Regions from separate parts of the Homo sapiens genome. Here regions 1 and 3 are each linked to region 2. A link is a contact called in ENCODE Hi-C or POLR2A ChIA-PET data. All regions are on one chromosome and are shown on one strand. The core of a region is the stretch at or near the end of the contact, and the rest is flanking DNA. Distances in the headings are between cores, read along the strand shown.

The links. Hi-C counts contacts between places; a loop is a spot of excess contacts on that map. ChIA-PET counts read pairs that join two places held with the same protein, here RNA polymerase II (POLR2A). Pooled maps may share reads with other maps.
Region 1: a loop to region 2 is called in a pooled map, with 7 times the contacts of the local background. The contact joins two enhancer-like sites. A Hi-C loop is called at or near these places in 1 of 168 maps with a recorded cell type or tissue (A673), 2 of 37 single-sample maps with no recorded cell type and 10 of 50 pooled maps.
Region 3: a loop to region 2 is called in a map of naive thymus-derived CD4-positive, alpha-beta T cell, with 9 times the contacts of the local background. The contact joins two enhancer-like sites. A Hi-C loop is called at or near these places in 1 of 168 maps with a recorded cell type or tissue (naive thymus-derived CD4-positive, alpha-beta T cell), 10 of 37 single-sample maps with no recorded cell type and 10 of 50 pooled maps. POLR2A ChIA-PET finds 5 or more read pairs at or near these places in 1 of 52 experiments (Panc1).

Annotation. Positions count from the first base shown.
Region 1 is chr10:62,182,130-62,184,944 of GRCh38, reverse strand. It overlaps a transcript of RTKN2 not described here. Among named protein-coding and RNA genes, the nearest start is that of LINC02621, 76 kb to the left of the region's middle. Within about 2 kb of position 1,409, at least 5 of the 41 ENCODE cell types and tissues checked have a DNase peak (open chromatin) inside an H3K27ac peak, as active enhancers do.
Region 2 is chr10:61,749,908-61,752,687 of GRCh38, reverse strand. All of the region lies in intron 5 of CABCOCO1 (ciliary associated calcium binding coiled-coil 1), which reads right to left. Among named protein-coding and RNA genes, the nearest start is that of CABCOCO1, 88 kb to the right of the region's middle. Within about 2 kb of position 1,508, at least 10 of the 41 ENCODE cell types and tissues checked have a DNase peak (open chromatin) inside an H3K27ac peak, as active enhancers do; they include Panc1, where a contact is called at or near this core.
Region 3 is chr10:61,282,728-61,285,844 of GRCh38, reverse strand. No RefSeq gene overlaps it. Among named protein-coding and RNA genes, the nearest start is that of TMEM26-AS1, 170 kb to the left of the region's middle. Within about 2 kb of position 1,449, at least 3 of the 41 ENCODE cell types and tissues checked have a DNase peak (open chromatin) inside an H3K27ac peak, as active enhancers do; they include Panc1, where a contact is called at or near this core.

The DNA of each region.
Region 1 (2,815 bases), core at 160-2,659, 430 kb before region 2:
CAGTGAATGGTAAGATTTCTAATTGAGCTTCAGGCAAGACTGTCTAGTGAAAACTATACTTCTATTTACTCTTCAGTAACTAACAAGGCCTGTTTTTTTCTTTACTTAGTTCTTATTTGAGATCTTGGTTAAGAAATTATAAAATATAAATAGAATATTAGCGACTTGGGTTATTTGGTTGTTGAGAAAGGGTTCTCTAGAGAAAATATAATTTCATAACTGCAGTACTTATTCAATTAGACTAGGAAGGCTCCTCAGAGGTAATCTACTTCAACCTCTTTCTGTAGGCGGAAGCCATGCTCCCAACCAATCATATTCATGAATATCCAGCCTCTGTTTGACATTATTCTTTAAGGTTGTTTGCTTTTAGAATTTTCAGCCCATTTCTTGTAAGTTCCAGTTCTAAGAAAGGCTTTTTTACATATTAAGACAACTCATTTTTCCTGAAACTTGCAATCTTTTCCACTGACTGCCTTTTGTGATTCTGATTGGTGGTGACTTTCTGGTTTTCTCTTTACCTCTGTGGGTGACTAAAGGTGATTTTTTTTGTTTTTCAGAATAATAGTAATCAACTACATAATCTCCAGAAACTGCCAGCAACTTCCAAATTCCTCTTCACATAGCTTCTCAAATACTTCATTAGAACCAGTGTGAAAAATTTAAAATACAATGTGACATTTCTCTAGTAGAATGTAAGCTTCATGAGGGAAAAGACAACGCGTCTCCTTCCTGTATTCCTAGCACCCAGTACGGCACCTGACACATAATAGTGACCTTAGAAGAATATTTAAGAGTCATTGAGTAAACATTTTGTAGAGCTGTCCATGTTTATTTTCCATTCAGTGTTTACCAGGTGTCTGCTATTTGGACAGTCACTTCATTGTTCATTAGTACATGACTTTGGTAAATATATCTCCTGTGAAGAGAAATATTATAACTACTATGGCATTCAACACTGGTATTTCAGTTACTCAACTAATCCACCCACTGATGGAGTGAACCTTGAATTAAATGCTTTGAAGAATAAAGTGAATCTTGATAAAAATCAAAGGCTGAAGAAATCTTGTTTGACAGAAGGCATGAACAAAAATGCTAAAATTAATACTGTTTGTGGAGAAACACTCATTCCACCGCAGACTAAATGGAGTTCATGAGTATCAAAATGCCTATGTGATCAAAAGGCAGAAACAGCTTCTTTTTACTAGGTCTGTTAATATTCCAGGACTCATAATATTGTGCCTACATGAGCACCTGTGTTTGTGGTAACTCAAAGTATTTGAACACCTTATCTCATCCAACCTCAAATTTCCTGTGAGGTATTTAAGCACCGAGAGCTCTTGGTACTGTTTTCAAGATGAAGCAGATGAATTAGAGAGGCTGTTCACACACCAAATTTCACAGAAGCCTATGGAGGAAATGACGGGGAGACTTACCAGTTAACACCCAGTTGCAGAAATCAATGTCAGAGCTTGAAAGGACCTTATAAACCCCTGATCCAATGTGGACTTTCCTAGTAAGACTTCTGTTTGCAGTGACTTGGTTCATTTCACCAACCACAAGAATTTTAAGTAATTTTTAATCATAAAAGTAACATAGAACATAGTAATACATATATACGTACATACATGATACAGAAAGGTATCAAAAAACAAAAACATATATTACTTCCTCCTCTAACATTCCAGTGCCAGTTTCCAAAGATTCCTATTACCCAGAGGTAACCACTGTTAATAATTTTTAATGTATATTTCCAAAAATTTTTTATGCATTTAGAAATGTGTGCATGTGGGTGATGGGTGCACCAAAATCTCAGAAATCACCACTAAAGAACTTACTCATGTAACCAAACACCATGTGGTCCCCCAAAAACCTATTGAAATAAATAAATAATAACATAATAAAGACTTAATAAAAAGTAAAATAAAAATGTGTACATGTATACATACACGCAATGACAGTTGGTCCTCAAATAACATCATTCCATTCAGTGTCATTTCATTATACTGTTGATTGGAAAAAAATTGATTTCTGCCCGGGGCCCCTGTCTGTGTGGAGTTCCCATGTTCTCCCCATGTCTGTGTGGGTTTTCTCTGGGTATTCTGGTTTCCTCCCACATCCCAAAGATGTGCATGTCAGGTGAATTGGTGTGTCTACATTGTCCCAGCCTGTGTGGGTGTGTGTGTGAGGTGCCCCCTGCTAGGGTATGGCGTCCTGGCCAGGGTGGCTTCCGCTTTGCACCCTGAGCTGCTGGGGTGGACTCTGGCCACCCTCAACCCTCATCTGGAATAATTGGGTAATAATTATCTTGTTTTTATTAATCTTTCTTAAAAGTATATATAGTTCGCATTTATTTCAGTGTTTAATATTAGAAGTGTTTTACTCTTTAGAAGTTTGGTGATGTTTTTGTGACCAGAAATATGCCATAGGAACTTAGCTCTTGTTTATATCAATTAGCCTGCAGTAATTTGGTTCCATTGTGTGTTTCCTTAAAGCTGAAGTTTCCAAGTACCTACTGATGACGTTAAGTGAGGACTTAACTTGTGTGTTGCAGCTCCTATTAAATTGCTGCACTTGGAAGCATAGTAGTCATTTCAAACTTTAAAAAGATCTTCTGCTATTCTGTTCCAATTCTGACCTTCTCACAGTTTTATTCATCTAGTAAACACCAACTCGATCCTTCCAGTTGCTCAGGTCAAAACCTTTAAGTCATCTTTGGTTCCTCTCTATCCAAAACACCATCTATCTAATTCACCAGCAAATCTTATTGAGTATATGTTAAAAATATCTCCAGAATCCAACCACTTATCACCATCTC
Region 2 (2,780 bases), core at 259-2,758:
ATCTGACATTAAAAATGTGCTGACAAATATAGATTTAAAAAACAACACAGGAAGTTGTAAATCAGTTGGTAACCCTTAGCATCAAGGAAATAAGAGACCACGAAAATGCAGTCATTTACTTTAGTCAACCTCAGCCTTAATTTTTAACTAAAGAAATTTGCAGAAAGCATGATGTTTACGTTTAGATATTTTATTCATAGTTTGTGTGTTTCCCTTTTCTCCAGTAGGCTCATAAATTATTACCAGGAAACATGTTGTTACAGTTATAAATATTTCCCTCTCTGCTTAGCTCTCCCTAGCCCCTACCCTTTTTTTTTTTTCCTTTTTTATAAAAAAGTCTCACTTAGTGATTCTTTAACCGTATTAGGCACTTTTCTCTGGTCAGCAGGCAGGATTTTCTTGCTTTGGAGGAAACTACTGCCAATTAGTCATATGTGCTTGGCATTCTAGAAACAGGACACTTTCAGTGAGCACCCAAGCCCTTCCTCCTAGGCAAGGCAGCCTTTTATTCCATATATGGCAGATGTCATTATTTCAATGACCTAAAGAAGCATGTCTTCCCTTATACAGAATGGGTCTAGGTACTCTAAGTTTCCCTGGCTTTTCTTGAAATCTGAAATCTTAGAAATTAACTACAAAACTGATTTTGTGGACAACGGTGTACATAGCAATACATGTTCTCAAAAGAGACCTTTCACCTACAGTCTGCGAATCATACTAGTTTAGTTAAAAATAAACAAACTGAAATAGCAGCAGCTCTGAAAAATCTAGGTGGTATCTTGATTCCAGATTTGAATGTTCTAAAAATGTAGATTTTTTTCCCCTTAAATGTGTAGTCAGAGTTCTGGATTGGCTCTGCTGCTCAGTTGAGAGTAGGTCTGAGATGTGGTTTCTTTGTTTGTAAAATTAGGGAGTTGGACTAGGTCGTCTCTAGTCCAGCTACAGATGTTGTATCTTATGTTACTAAATTTCAAGTGGCTTTTTCTCTATTTATACAAAACTCAAAGTTGCTTGCCTGTGTAGATCCCCAGATTCAGTATTTTTCAGTCACGATGTAGAAGAATATTTGGAGTACACATTTAGTGCTTACTGGAATCATTGACAGGCTGAAGCTTGTCCATTTATTTTTCCTTAATTACCTTCCCCAAACCTGCTCCTCCTCCAATTCCTTTATCGTTTGGTGGCATCACCAGCTTCTCAGTTACTGGACTCAAAGCCTTGCAGCTGTCTTCAGTTATTCCCTCTCCCTTGTCCCTAACATTAAGTCAGCCATAAAACTCATTGGGGGCACCTGCTGATGCCTGTCCCACCTGTGCCCTTCTATTTTTTGAAGGATTCAACTCCATGTTCTTGCCTTCACAGATCTCGAGCTCCAGCTGTACTAGACCACTCACTCTTTCCCTGCTTGCCCAGTGCTTGCAGCAGAGTGGGTGCTCCATAATTGTTATATGAAAAAAAAAAAAAAAAAAAAAAAGAGCAAGGCAAAGCAAAGCAGAGCGAAGCAAAGCAAGGGGTGGAGGAAGCTGTGGTCTCAGCCCTGTATTGCCTGTGCTGCTCCCTCTGCTGGGGGAGCTTTTCCCTGCATCCTGCCAGGCCATCTCATCCACCTGGACTTTCCACCCAGCTCAATCAACTCTGTGAAGTTTCTCGTCATCGCCCTTGTGCTCGCAGAGTATCTTGCTTATTCAACTTCATAGTATTTGTCACATTGGCCTTGAGTGACAGCCAGGTAGAGTGATTTCTCGCCATTGTGTGGAAACAACTCGAGGACGTGGGGCACGTCATATTCATCTTAAGGACCCCTAGCTCAGGCCTTTATACACGGGGGGCATTCATTGGATGTTGAGTATTTCATCAGAGTATCTATCCATTCATCTAAAAATCTTCAGGGCTGCCTAGTTTGTTAGACCAGCTACAAGTCAGTTTAAATATTTTTCTTGAAAAACGGTAACACTTGGAGAAGCAAACCTAGTCATTGTATTGTTGCATCAGTGCAACTATCTGTATTTCATATCAATGGAGCCCTAGAGTATTTGTTTGATTAGCAGAATGCCAAACAACCAGACAGATTCTCACTGATTTGACTTCATTGATAGTTACTATTAGTTTTTGGAGACACAGTCTTGCTCTGTTGCCCAGGCTGGAGTCCAGTGGCACGATCTCGGCTCACTGCAAACTCCGCCTCCCAGGTTCAAGCAATTCTCCTGCCTCAGCCTCCCAAGTAGCTGGGATTACAGGTACCCGCCACCACGCTAGGCTAATTTTTGTATTTTTAGTAGAGACAGTGCTTCACCATGTTGGCCAGGCTGGTCTTGAACTCCTGACCTCAGGTGATCCACCTGCCTCGGCCTCCAAAGTGCTGGGATGACAGGCATGAGCCACTGCACCCCTGGCCCAGTAGTTATTTTTAACTGACTTATCATTAAACTGTTTTTTAGACACAGTGTAGTTTAAAGCCATAAAGAGTTCCTCAGAGATACCATACCCCTCACCTAGCTCCTAATGAAAGTAACATCATGAAGCAAATTTCTAGGAGGGCTGATAAGTTGCCTGACTCTAGGGGCCATGATTCACATTGCTTTCCGTGAGCCTCCTCTGGTCCCCCACTCACAATACAATGTGAAAGGTACCCACTGGAGTTGTTCAATGGGGAGGCCCTAAGGTCAGTGCTGGCCACCATTTGGGAATATAAACTGTGATGATGAAAAAAAAAAAAAGCAGCTCTCATTTATTGAGAACTTACTCTGTGTTTGGCATTGGGCTAGTTAGAAAGCACGTTA
Region 3 (3,117 bases), core at 200-2,699, 470 kb after region 2:
GTGATCTTGCAAGTTGATCCCGCCCCAGCTGAGCCTTGATGACTGTAGCCTTGGCCAAAATATTGACTTCAGCCTCATGAGAGATCCAGGTAACCTGCTTCTGGATTCCTGAACCACAGAAAGTCTGAGATAGCAAATGTTTATTATTTATTGTTTTCAGCCACTAAGTCTCATGCAGCAATAAATAACGAATATGAATGGTAACCAAATGACTGGCTGGAGAACTAGAACCTTTTCAAGCCTGCCTCCTTCAATTCATTCAACAAATACTTATTGAGATATTACATGCCAGGCATTAGATGTGGTTCCTGCCCTCAAACTGCTGATCTTCTGATGGGGCATGATGTGGTGGGAAAAATTTTTTTTAAAAATTAAAAATCAAAATTCCTTTTAAACTTCTGGAAAATGATTAGAAAGAGCAGAGATATGGAGCCAGCCAGAAGGGCTCCAATTGCAGTCTCCAGATATGGGTTTTTGGGCTAACAACTCCTTTGAGCTTCAGTTTCTTCATCTGCACAGATGAAAACTACTTCTGAAAAGTTTGTAGAATTAAATAAAATAATGTATTAAAAATACCTGGCATGATACCTGGCATATATTAGTGGCTCAACAAATGCCGATTCTATGAGTATTACTCTTCATCTTTTTAATGTAGGGAATAATCATTAGATTGTGCAGCGTTGTTGAGTGTGCATAAAGAGATAAGCACAGGGCATGATCCATTTTAGATGCAACCAGAGTATTTATTTCTGTTAGTTTCTGTGGACCCTATAAATTATGTTATGACCATAGGAGATGAAAATAATTTTATGAAGAACTTTTGAGGTTCTAATTTTTGTTTAAAATGGACACTTTACTTCTTAAACTGAGGATCTGGTTATTGTTTGTAAAAGATCTTACTATAAGCCAGTAGAAAGAATGGAAAACATGAGTAGGATGGGACATCTGGAATCAAACTTTAGATCACCATATGCAACAAAGTAGAGTGAAAATGGGATTGGAGATCAGAAATTCTGAATTCTTCCTTTGCCTCTGAGTGTCCACTGATGTCCATCACCAAAGGGAGGTGTCAAATAGTTCAGTTCCTTAGGATTATACAACTTGATGAAGGGTTATCATCACAATTATTATTTATAAAACCCATTTCTACTACAACATAACACCATGAAGGATTAGCATTTCTCATAAATTTTCAAGAATTTGACCAACTTGCATCAGTTGCATTAATCTAATATTTATTAAAATTTCTAAAGTAATATCTGAAATTGGAAAGACACATACACAAGCCCAATATCTCCCAAAAAGTGAAAAATCAGTGCTAGACTACATTGGATTTTATTTCTTGAGGAACTAAACATGACCACTAGATGGCACTGGAGTCTGATTTCATCTTTCTATTTCCAGAACAGTCCGTGGGAAAACAACGGTAAGGCTATCATAAATTTTCTGAGTCAGTTACTTGCTTATCTGATGTGGTACAAGATAAAAAACATTTTTGTATTATTTTTGAAGTTCCTAGTAATCCCGTCAATAAATAAACATAATGCCTACTCTTAATCGGAAGCCAACCGATCTCACAAGTGAGTTTCATCATCCTTTGAAGAGCTTCCTGTAAGTAAATTTAAGTTTCTACAAATGAAATAAATTATAATTTACAACCAAAAAGAAAGAAAGAAAGAAAGAGACATGATGTGCCTTTGCCAAAGCGCTGACTCCTGCTGTTAATTTCCTCTAGCAATTCAAATTTCAGTTATGAAACATCTAGGACGGTACCCAGAAATTCATTCAACAAATATTTATTGAGACTTCTAGGATTACAAGGCCCACATAGACACTGAGAGGCAGTGGACACCTGCATGGAGTTTATTTTCTAGGGGAAGAATCAGACAATAAGCAAATGAATAGATACAATAGTTTTATATGCTATGAAGAAAATCAGTGGGTAATGTGATAAAGATAAATAGGGGCAAGCTGAGGCACCTTTGATAAGGTATGCAGAAATCTTCTCTGAAAAGGTGTTAAGGTGGAACTAAAATGACAAGGTAGAGTCATTCATAGAAGGAAGTTTAGCCTGGTCAAGGAACCAAGAGGCAATGAATAGGAATTTGGAGAGGCAGGCAGGCCAGAACATGGAGTGACTTAGAGTTTGTATTCATCTTATTGTACAAGCCACTGAAAGGTTTTAAGCAAGCAAGTTGCACAATCTGATTACATTTTTAAAACATCATTCTGGCTGCTAGTGGGGAATGGATTGTGTGACACAGGGTAACACTAGCAAGTGCTTAATAAATGAATGAATGAATGAATAAATGATGGTGCCTACTATGTGCCTAGTACCAACAAGGTGCTTTTGATTCGCTGAAATTCACTTTACACATTATCACACTGATAGAGTTAGACACTCTTTAGGCAGGTTCTCAAATTTGAGGGTCCATCAGAATCACCTGCAGCACCTGTTAAAACACAGATGACTGGACCACATCTGTTATCATGTTCCCCTCCACCATCACTTCCTCCCGCCACAGCTTCTGATTCAGGAGATCTGGGGTGGGGCCAAGAATCTGCATTACTAACAAGTTTCCAGATGATGCTGATGTTACCAATGTGAGGACCACACTTGGAGAACCACTGCTGTAAGAGGCTGGGCATAAAATGCCAGCAGCTGTTAAAACAAGCAAAAATAGAGAGAACTTATTTTAGTTCTGTTACAGTTCAGCCTTCTGGGTGTTAGAGACCACATTCATTCCTTTCTTGTATTACTAAAGTGGGAAATATCGTTCATTTCCTGACCAAGGATGATGTCCCTTTCTCCCTTACTAACAGAGTTCGAGTGTTGTTCAAGATTATTATTGTGTCCAAGTTCACAGTTGAATCAGGATTCACTTGAACCAAATGTACCAATTGGTACCAAAGCTACCAATTGACTTGGTAGCTTTGCCAGATTAGATACTCACTATCTCAGCCTTTCTTGCATGGTCATGGGACAGAGGTCTGACCAAGAAAAAGTAATGGAAGCCTGTTGAAGATTCTGAGAAAGACTTTCCTTTTTAATAAAAAGGAGAGCAGTGAGAAAAAAGTATTTATTTGTAGGAGACAAATCAGTGAATATTCTCATGC